Linked DNA regions of Homo sapiens: region 2 is linked to region 1. Evidence: chromatin loops called from intact Hi-C (ENCODE). Cell type or tissue: heart left ventricle. All regions are shown on one strand. Links, peaks and the distances in the headings refer to the core of each region. The heading gives the core; the rest is flanking DNA.

What was found. Hi-C counts contacts between places; a loop is a spot of excess contacts. Peaks named below come from ENCODE experiments on the same cell type or tissue, not always from the same donor. Only the 100,000 strongest peaks of a DNase experiment are listed, where the experiment ranks them.
Region 2: a loop joins it to region 1, with 3 times the contacts of the local background. A loop is called at or near these places in 3 of 110 quality-filtered maps.

What each region holds. Positions count from the first base shown.
Region 1 is chr2:141,201,971-141,207,930 of GRCh38, forward strand. All of the region lies in intron 6 of LRP1B (LDL receptor related protein 1B), which reads right to left. Among named protein-coding and RNA genes, the nearest start is that of MIR7157, 620 kb to the left of the region's middle. In heart left ventricle, for the core only: no CTCF peak of the experiment used is centred there; no DNase peak of the experiment used is centred there; H3K27ac peaks cover 576 bases.
Region 2 is chr2:141,011,647-141,017,606 of GRCh38, forward strand. LRP1B (LDL receptor related protein 1B) reads right to left here. Exons shown (of 91, transcript NM_018557.3): 13 at 4,050-4,269; 14 at 1,910-2,099. Among named protein-coding and RNA genes, the nearest start is that of MIR7157, 430 kb to the left of the region's middle. In heart left ventricle, for the core only: no CTCF peak of the experiment used is centred there; no DNase peak of the experiment used is centred there; H3K27ac peaks cover 1,231 bases.

The sequences.
Region 1 (5,960 bases), core at 473-5,472:
TTAAGTTCAGTGGTACATATGGAGGATGTGCAGGTTTGTTACACAGGTAAACATATGCCATGATGGTTTGCCACACAGATCATTCCATCACCTAGATATTAAGCCCAGCATCCACTAGCTATTCTTCCTGATGCTCTCCCCCACACCCATCCCTGACAGGCCTCAGTGTGTTGTTGCCCCCACCTCATGCGTCCATGTGTTATCATTCAGCTCCCACTTGTGACTGAGAACTCCAGCTCCATCCATGTTACTGCAAAGGATATGATCTTGGTTTTTTGTTTTGTTTTTGTGGCTGCATAGTTTTCTTTGGTGATATGTACTATATTTTCCGTATCTAGTCTACAATTGATAAGCATTAAGGTTGATTCCACATCTTTGCTATTGTGAATAGTTCTGCAATTAACATACACGTGCATGTGTCTTTATGGTAGAATGATTTATATTCTTCTGGGTATATACCCAGTAACGGGATTGCTGGGTCGAATGGTAGTTCTGCTTTTAGCTCTTTGAGGAATTGCCACATTGCTTTCCACAATGGTTGAACTAATTAACACTCCCACCAACAGTGTATGAGTGTTCCTTTTTTTCTCTGCAACCTCGCCAGCGTATGTTATTTTTTGTCTTTTTAATAATAGCCATTCTGACTGATGTGAGATGGTATCTTATTGGGGTTTTGATTTGCATTTCTCTGGTGGTCAGTGATGTTGAACTCTTTCATGTTTGTTGGCCACACGTTACATCTTTTTTGAGAAATGTCTGTTCATGTTTTTGCCCAATTTTTTTATTACATTTTCCATTCTGGGGTACATATGCAGAACGTGCAGTTTTATTACATAGGTATACATGTTTGCTGCACCCATCAACCCGTCACCTACATCAGGTATTTTTCCTAACGTTATTGCTCCCCTAACCCCCACCCCCCGACAGGCCCTGGTGTGTGATGCTCCCCTCCCTATGACCATGTGTTGTCAGTGTTCAACTCCCAATTATGAGTGAGAACATGCGATACTTGGTTTTCTATTCTGTTTTGTCACCACCAGACCTGCCTTACAAGAGTTCCTGAAGGAAGCACTAAACATGGAAAGGAACAACTGGTACCAGCCGCTGCAAAAACATAGCAAATTGTAAAGAACATCAACACTATGAAGAAACTACATCAACTAAGGAGGAAAACAACTAGATAGCATCATAATGACAGGATCAAATTCACACATAACAATATTAACCTTAAATGTAAACAGGTTATATGCCCCAATTAAAAGACACAGAGTGGCAAATTGGAAAAAGAGTCAAGACCCATTGGTGTGCCGTATTCAGGAGACCCATCTCACATGCAAAGACACACATAGGCTCAAAGTAAAGGGATGGAAGAATATTTACCAAGTGAATGGAAAGGAAAAAAAAAAAGAGTTGCAATCCTAATCTGTGATAAAACAGACTTTAAAGCAATAAAGATCAAAGAGATAAAGGGCATTACATAATGGTAAAGGGATCAATGCAGCAAGAAGAGCTAACTATCCTAAATATATATGCACCCAATACAGGAGCACCCAGAATCATAAAGCAAGTTTTTAGAGACCTACAAAGAGACTTAGACTCCCACACAATAATGGGGGGGGAGGACTTTAACACCCCACTGTCAATGTTAGATTGAGACAGAAAATTAACAAATACATTCAGGACTTGAACTCAGCTCTGGACCAAGTGGACCTAATAGACATCTATGGAACTCTCCACCCCAAATCAACAGAATATACATTCTTCTCAGCACCTCATCACACTTATTCTGAAATTGACCACATAATTGGAAGTAACACACTCCTCAGCAAATGCAAAAGAACGGAAATCATAACAAATGGTCTCTCAGACCACAGTGCAATCAAATTAGAACTCAGCATTAAGAAACTCACTCAAAACCACACAACTACATGGAAACTGAAAAACCTGTTCCTGAATGACTACTGGGTAAATAACGAAATGAAGGCAGAAATAAAGATATTCTTTGAAACCAATGAGAATGAATACACAATGTACCAGAATCTCTGGGACACATTTAAAGCAGAGTGTAGAGGGAAATATATAGCATTAAATGCCCACAAGAGAAAGCAGGAAAGATTTAAAATTGACACCCTAACGTCTTTGCCCAATTTTAATGAGGTTGGACAAACATTTTAGATATTAAACTCACTTGATTTGTCAAAATTAATTACATAATGGTCATAAAATGGCACAAGTTCTTGGAGACATAAATTATAAAAATCAATAAGTGCCTTTGATTGCTGTTTTTTCAAGAATCAAGTCCAACAATCAAAACCAATCACCAAATGACTTGTTTAATTTGTTTGACATGGGTAGAAATTACTTCCAGGAATAACACTGAGGCATCCTGAAAGTTGTTAGAACATCTGTGAATTGGGGAATGATATGAGAGAAATCCGGATTTGGGATGGTCCTGCAATGGCCAGTTTATGGTCCTCCACCTCAGATACTTCACTTCCAAAGGTAGCCTAGGACTAGTCCAAATAGAAATTGGGGTGTTATTTTCCTGAGAGATTTACCCCATAGCACTTCAGATGTGTATACCAAGAAAGAAATGTACTTACATGTTTGAGATGAGGAAAGGAGAACTATAAAATATGTACTCATATTGAAATTTATACATAATAATTGCCAACAGTAAGTTCTGAAAATAATTCATATTTATAAGAATGTAAGAGATGACACTTTGGGAGGCCAAGGTGGGTGGATCACAAGGTCAGGAGTTCGAGACCAGCTGGCCAAGATGGTGAAACCCCGTCTCTACTAAAAATACAAAAATTAGCCAGGTGCGGTGGCAGGTGCCTGTAATCCCAACTATTTGGGAGGCTGAGGCAGGAGAATCTCTTGAACCCAAGAGGTGGGGTTTGCAGTGAGCCAAGATCATGGCACTGCACCCTAGCCTGGGTGACAGAGCAAGACTCTGTCTCAGATAAAAAAAAAGGAAAAAGAAAAAAAGAATTTTAGAAATGTATATGAGGCATATACATTACATAATAGCTCAATGCCTATCTTAGGTATAATCTTAGATTGAAAATCACCTAGTTTTAAAAACATTGGTTTACATATGGTAATACACTTGATCTCTGACCAAGACAAAATATCAATATTATTAAAGTAATGTTTCTTGTAAAAGTTCCAACACAAAGCTCTAATAAATTTAGATGTTTGTTATATATCTGGCTAGAATCACCTCCCATTATTTTCTAACTTTATATGATGATTAAAATTAAATTAAGTGCTACATTCAATATGAGTTCAAAAAAGAATTGATAACTTGTATAATTCGAGAGGGAAAAAATTGAGATGATTGAACTTGAGTTTATCAGAATAATTACCTTGACTCTCCATGTAATTCTGTGTGCATATCATCCCATGGACATAGGATAGATAACAATGAGAGTCCCAAAATAGAAGCTCAGGCTCTCCACATGGAATGGGGTGGAACATTGAAAGGATTATTTGCATAATTTATATATTAAATAATTTTGCCTCTATTATCTGTATTTTATCAATAAAATTTTTTTCACAAATTATGTAAGTACATGATGTAATTCCCCATGGCATTTTGCAGGAGTAATCGCAAACTTAATGCACTCCTTTAAGTCCAAAATCTTTGTGGAGAGAACTACGATAGTTCTAATTTACTCAATTGTATATTCTTCTTGCAAATCAAATACTCAAGCTGTAAAACAGTAAAACTTGCATCTGATAGAGAAAAGCCTTATTTTTCAAATGTCTTTGAAAAAAATTTAACTAGAAATGGTTTCTGTTCAGAAATTTGGAGACAACTAAATATCTCCCTTTGAGATAATAAAAGACAAACAAGAAAAAGATCATTTATTTTAAAAACCTGCATTTGTATGTCAGCAGAATTCAATGATGCCATCTTTCTTCCTGCCAGATGTGACCCGTTCTTTGATAGCCATGAAAGAAGATGAAATACTTGAGGAGTTTCTGAAATCACTTGAGAGGAGCAAACCATAGACTGGGCCTAATGAGGCACCTTGGAGAAAATATGGGAGTCTTTTAAGTGAATTGGTGATGCCAAGGAAAGATATGAAATTGTCAAAACCATACTATGACATAACTGTGAATAAAAATAATGTGAGGAAGTGTACTATTCACACACACACACACACACACACACACGCACAACCAGGAAGCCAGATCACCAAGAAAACTGTTTTTAAGATTCCCAAAAGACGACAAAACATAGTAACAACCATTTCCTATGCTGGTTTTACTGTCCTCATAAGTACCTAGGGTAAGGAACTTCTATTAAGAACGAATTGCCGGGCGCGGTGGCTCACGCCTGTAATCCCAGCACTTTGGAAGGCCGAGGCGGGCAGATCATGAGGTCAGCAGATCGAGACCATCCTGGCTAACACGGTGAAACCCCGTCTCTACTAAAAATGCAAAAAAAAAATTAGCCAGGCGTGGTGGCGGGCGCCTGTAGTCCCAGCTACTCGGGAGGCTGAGGCAGGGGAGAACGGCGTAAATACAGGAGGCGGAGCTTGCAGTGAGCCGAGATCGTGCCACTGCACTCCAGCCTGGGCGACAGAGCAAGACTCCGTCTCAAAAAAAAAATAAAGAATCGCCACTATTTCTAAACAAAGAACACCAAAAACAATTGTAGTGGGCACCCTGGATTGGCTCTTTCAGCCTCATTCCATCCTCTGTCCATTTGAGGTGATTGGAAAGCTTAAAACTATCTTTTCCACACAAACTTGTAACTAAGGTTCTGCATGCTAATCAAAGTGCATTCAGAAATTGGCAAGCAGAAGTGAGAGTGAGGCTATCTTCCTGCTAATTTTAACTTTTTCAACTGGCAAGCATGATTGTTGGTAGTAAGACATTTACTTGGAGTTGTGTTTCAGAGTCCATCATCCAGCTTCCTGGGTGACAAGAAGTAGTGTGTGTCATAACAATAATGGCATGGCTTCAGCACAAGCCCTTCTAATTCTTGGATTGCAGCTGTGGGTGCACAATTTCAAGTTTCCAGCGTATTCAGAGTCAACTGAAGCAGTAGTAGTGGGTTCTTGATTTAAGCACAATTTTGATAAAGACCACAGAAATAGGAGTCCTTAAATTTTATGTCGTTCTGGGTGTCATTTCCAAAGGCACATTCTAAAATTCTTTCCCTTATCTCATTTAACAATTTTAAGAGCATGCTATATTAAACCACTTCCTGATTTAAGTGGTGAGGTTTCTGTTCCTTGTACACAACCTAGACTGACATATCGACATTAGAAAAATTATTCTCTCAGACACTATGAATATTCTATAAAGATAAATTACAGACTTTAAAATAATTTTGATTTTGTCTACCTCTCACAACTCCAAACAAATAATCCATATATTTTCAAACAATATAAAATACCAAACTAAGTCTTAAGGCCAAGTGAGGTATTTCATATGGTAATGAATTATTCTTACTGGTTCATATAAGCTGAAATATTCTATCAAGTCACAATGGAATTCTATAAAGGTTTCTTTGTTGCTGTTATTGTTTTCAGTAAGCAAAATGGTATTTACCAACAACATAAAAATCTAAAATAGAAGCTTCTTTAGTTATGGAAATAATATTTTGTGTGTGTGAAGCATTTAAGACTAACAATTAATATTCTCTAGCACATGTGGGGAGCATGTTTTTGTTTTTGTTTTTGTTTTTGTTTTTGTTTTTGAGATGAAGTTTCACTCTTGTTGCCCAGACTGGAGCGCAATGGTGCAATCTCAGCTCACTGCAACCTCTGCCTCCCCGGTTCAAGCAATTCTCCTGCCTCAGCCTCCCGAGTAGCTGGGATTACAGGCACCCGCCACCACGCCTGGCTTATTTTTGTATATTTAGTAAAGATGGGGTTTTACCATTTTGACCAGGCTGATCTTGAACTTCTGACCTCAGATGATCCACCCACCTCAGT
Region 2 (5,960 bases), core at 243-5,242, 190 kb before region 1:
AGTAAACAAAACATTATGGTTTCTACAATAAAAGTTGAAAAAGAATTTAGTAATCAGAGCTCAGTTTTTATTTTAATGTCCCTTCAATTAAAATGGGGAAAAGCACTTTTAAAAGATCATTGTCCATCTAAGGAATAACATTGCACTATTATACATCAATGGCACCTTTCAGAACACCAAAAATATTCTCTATCAGAGTTATGTACTTCATTGTATATTATTATGATACATTATTCCATCGAATATTTATTTAAAATGCCTATATGTAGGGTAACCTTAAAAACAAATACCTCCTATTAGAGAAATTGTAGGGGTAAGTTACCTACCATAATTTGTTTGTCAGGCACAGTGCTATGTAAGTTCTGCTTTTAAATAACACATAGCTATTTAACCATCATGGAAATGTTATGAGGAAAGTATTTCTTATTTTTTTAAATCTTTCATGATGAGTCCAAAGTTTTAAAAGGAGATGTCAGGACCCAGATCTAAGCCCGGGGCATTTTTCACTACACACGTTGCATTTAGTTAAACAACTCACTAAAGCAACTGGAAGCTTAAAAACTCTGAAGATGGTAAAAATGTTATGGACTTTGGCAACAGAAATTCAGCAATAACATTCAAGAGGAACAATTCTAAAGAGAAGGGAAATGGAAAATGTGATCGTATATTGATTGGATTGTGAAGTTAGAGAGAACTACAATCCTGAAAAGCAGATCTTTCAGAATATGAAAAGGACTGTTTCTATTCATAGCCTGGGCTCTTGCTCAGTATAGGCAAACTATGGTAGTGTGGTAGGGGTGCAGGGTTTATATGAATATAATAAAATATTACCTTTTAATCTATCCAGGCAATTATCTCTATTCCTCATTTCTTGTCCATAGCTATGGCTTGTGCCATCCAAATAATTTAAGTTTTATTCTTCTAAAAGATAATTTTATCTTTTATCAGCTATTGATATTTCTCATGTACACATTTCCATTATTTTATAAAATTACATTTGTATTCCATTGAAGCAATTTTAATATAGTGGGAAAAAACTGAAGCTTTTGAATGAGATAGTTTGCTTTAGGATCGTTGTTTTAGCTGAAATATCTTCAAAAACTCTGTTGCTAGATAATTTCCAATCGATAGCATACGTGTTAGGAAATTCATAATATAATTTATTCATCTTAAATGTATTGAACTACATACTCATTAAATTTTTACAATGATATGTCTATTAAAAAAAGGAACAATGACTATTTAGACTCATAAAAAACCTACCACATAATTTACTAAACTGTTTTCTTCATTCAATACCTAAATTCTGAGTAATGCTATGTGTAGATGTCCTAATGAGTATTAATAACTTATGCAAGTAAAACATAAAATAATATTATCTGATTTTAAGAAGACATGAATATTGTTATAGACGGTTTTACTTTTGTGTCATCTAAAATAATTACATGTTCCTTAAATATACATTGAAACTAATTATAAACTTACTAAGATACTTTTAAAAAATAACATTTTTCTTGTATAATGCATCTTCAATTTTCAGTAGTTTTCTTTTCAAACTAAGGAAGTTCTAACATTTAACAATACTTACGCTTTGAAAACATTAAGAGAATTGTTTTTCTTTAAATAACTAATAGCCTTCTTCAATGAAAATCACATGAAGAGAAGGAAATACTTGGAGAAAACCTTAAACCTCACTCATATGGAATTCCCAGGGATAATCACTCAGGATATTTAGAACAACAAAAAGTAAATTTCTATGATAACAAAATCTGATTTGATTGACTTTGGAGGGAATTTGACATCTTTTATCATAAAACTTTAGCAACACTGTCAAGATAAATCTTTTATAACTTCTGTGAAGTATTATTATATGTGAATCTCAGAAGCATTTTAATTTGTTTTTTAATACCTTGTTGCTTTCGTGGATCATAAATCTGAAGCCCAAATAGGGGTGGTCTTTCATGCCTCAGCAATGTCACCTCACTTGTTATCAAATCTAGTTGAAAAATGGAACCATTCATATAATCAGTCCAGAACACATAATTTCCATGATGCGACAGTCCGAAAGGGTGGTTCAACTCTCTCCCACTGTAAACAATCTGTAAAATATAAACACATTGTGAAAAATCAGAACTGACCTTTAGAAACATAACTAGATATTTAGAGAAAGTGATATTCAATAAGTATAACAGATAATAATCTCATATCTTAACTCATTTTCTCTGATAGATTTAAAAAATGGATTTCACAATGTGAGCATATTTTTTGTTTTAGGGCATGCTATTTGAAGGAAACCATCTATTTTATCTAAACCATTTATTATTTATTATTAAACCATCTATTTTATCAATGTAAATTCTTTCATCTATGGCACGAAAAATACGGTTAAGAATGCAAATACTAAAATGAATTTTCCCTACTCTCATTCCTGTTCCTTTTGCTTATGATATTTCAGTATCATATCCTGGGATAGAAATCAGTCTGAATAATCATGTGTATTACAAAATTGCTCTTCCAATAACCAACAAATAGAACATGTTCAAACAGCATTGGGAGTCAAAAGGATCCTCCTACTTTAATTGAGCCAATGCAAATTGAAGAAATCTTGGATCTGGCAGAAAAGATGGTAAAGATTTTAATTTAAACACAGACACATTTATTATTAGTAAATAGATAAAAACTCACTGGCAAGTTAAATTCTGATTATGTTAATATATTCATTTACATTCTAGTTATATTGTTTTGTTGTTCCTTAAATGGAGGAATCATGTGATAAAAGTTTAAGTCCAGTTTCACATGTAGGATTTTAGAAGGGGAATAAATTATACCTCAATAATGAGAATACTTTTTCACCTTTTACCATAAATAAAAACATACTGAATACAAGATGAAAAAGATTTTGTATTCACTTCATTTAATATTAGAGAATTGAGAAAATTATCTAAATAATTTAGGGTCATAAATTTAAATTTTGCTCCTTTTAACTGAATTCTTCTCACCAAATTATCATACATTGAATAATTGACATGGTTTCTTAATTTTTTTCTCACCTTTATGTAGGCCAAAATGTGCTGGCCATGAAAGTATTATGTTTATTGTTTACATACCAACATCTTCTAAGGAAGCATAAAGATTTATCTAGCACCTGTTAAGTGTGTGACATTAGGTTCAATGCCAACCAATTGTACTTATTTGGAGAAAATATTTACAGTATTGTTAGCATCAATCAACAACAGAGCAGTCTTAACTGATTAGTGTAGTATTTCTTTCTAAAACAGAATCCATAATGAGTAGGCTTAGCCAAATGTGCAGGTTTTCTTTCCAAAAAGAAAAGAAATGTAACTTAAAGGAAGCATTTTGGTCATTTCTAACATCCCCTTTTTCTATTGTTCGACTCACAGTTAAAGTCAGTTATTGGTGTTATTTGTAATTAGATTACTAAAACATGAAATATAGAGGTTTTGTTTTGTCAACTATGCCTCTGTCTCACAGCCAACTGCATCATCCTCAATTTTACCTAAGAATTTCAAAATCATTTTGCAGTTACTCTAGCAAAAAAAGCAAGAGGAAACTGATACCTCTTCATACCAATAAGCTGGAAGTTCAGCTCATTCCTACTATGTGTTTAAGTTTCAATGTCACCAAGTTACTTACTCAACTAAATACAATGTAATTACTTCCTCGTAATACATAATGTTAAACTTCAGCTCAAAATATTGAACATATTTTAATAGAGTGGGGTTGCTTGGTTATAGAAAACTCATCAATAATGTAGAAAAACTGCATTTTAAAACAGCTCTGATATCCTGAGAGCTGCTTTTAGAAATCCCACAAATCCTGGCATACCACAGTGAGCTGGGCCTGGTCTCCCAGAGGCAAGTGCCAGCTGCACTACTTAATGCTCAGCCTGCTTCAGCCACCCCATGGAGACTATTGGCAGCCACCTCAGAGGAGTAAAAATAAACTTGAAAGTATTTTTAACACAACACAACAAGGCTCTGTGAAAAAAAGAAGCCTGTGGGTTAAAAACAGCAGCATTTGTCTTTTACCTTCCTGTGAGTCCCATTCAAAAATACTTTTTCAATATGATCGTAATAGGCATCACACCAGTATAATGTGTTGGTGTGAAAGTCCAGAGTTAAACCGTTTGGCCACAGCATCTTTGAAGTCACAAAAATCTGCCGATTGAATCCATCCATCCAGGCCTTCTCAATCCTTCCCACGCTGTCATCTATTTCATCTTCCTCCCAGTCTGTCCAATACATCCAACTAAGACATTAAAAAAACAACAAAAATGCATACATGTTATTACAACCAGCCACAGTATAGACACTTCCTCAGATTTGGCAGTTCCATAAATTCTAGTTTCATTCTGATTTGTCCTCCTATCTAAGTGCTTATCTGTCAAAGAGGGGGGAGCTGTGAAGTTTTAAAGAAAGCAAAGATTTGTTTGGTAGAACTGTGCATTTACACTTATTACAGAAAAGCCAACTACCACCACTATCGCACTTACTGGCTTCATGCATTAATGAACCTGACAGTAAGTGCCAAATATCTATTTTTGGGGGCTGTTGATACCAAGTAAAGGAAATGATTTTCTGGGTCATTACTATTTTAAATGTTGTCCACTTCAAAAAGTATATAATCAATTATGTGATTAAAAAGCAGATTGACTGACATGAGAACCCACGGCACAGTTAATGATCTACTCCAGACTTTATTTAATCTCAGATGAATTATGATTCTTTAAGACAGGTAATTGGACTGACTTTGTTCTAAAGGGCACTGTCATATTGGGTTTGTTTGGCTAGGTCTAATTTGTCTTCCTGATGCAAATCATCTATGTTTTATTGCTGCTTATTATTACCCCAAAATCTACAGAAGATGATTTAGCTGCACGTAAGTTTAGTAATAGCAAGTTGACTGACCTTGAGATTTTGAGCTTTAATGTCTATCTCAAACAAAAGCATCTGCCTTTAAAAACAAATCTTTTGTAAAGCTCTAACAGTAGGAGAGGGGGTCTTGAACTAATGTTCCATTTGCCTCATGAATGAGGTTAAAACCCACCACATGTGTTGTTTTAGGGTCATGTGAAAGTTCCTGAGTTTATTAATTAAAGTGTAGGTTTAATCCAGTCATCTCATATACAACTTTATAAAGTCTCAAATCTTTGCTAAGCTGCTGACCCTTGAAATACCCTTATTAGATCCCCTGCCTCCCCCATTTTGTAGACCCTAAGAATTTCTAAGTGCATTTGGAAAAAGTCTGTCACCATGACGAAAAATCCTACTGTGATCTAAGCTGGCAGACTTGGGAAAACTGAGGATGAACACACTACCCATTATTTCATACCAATTAAGCTCTTTTTAAATTCTCTTAACGGTTTCCAGTTATGTTGATATGCCCTTTTTAGACCCAAGGAACTATATTGAGACTGTTGAATTGTATTAATCCTAGAAATAAACATGGAAATATTTCTATATTGTATCTTGTAATTCCTTAAAGTGATTTTTTAATTGGGACAACTTAGTAACAAAAAGGATAGTCATTCTATTTGCTGTAATTCTATGTAGTTAGGTATAACTACTTGACATCAGCTATATAAATTAACTATATAAAAGTGAAATATGCAATCTTTTCATCTCTATTGATATTTTCCTGAAATTTTCTTATATACAGTTAATCAATACGGTTTTATTTTTGTTCATTTATAACATTAATATTGCAGTTATCTTACCCTATAGCTTCTCCTTTTGATCATGGCAACATGTTTTTTTTTTCTGTGACTCAAATCACACATACATGTGCCTGTGTATACAGAAACACACACACGCACACACGAGACAGAGATAAATCTGGATATTCTAAATATACTGCATATTTTACTATTTGAGAAAAGGAATTGTTCGCCAACTGATCCAGCACCTAAAATTATTTTTATTTAAACAAAATATAAGAAA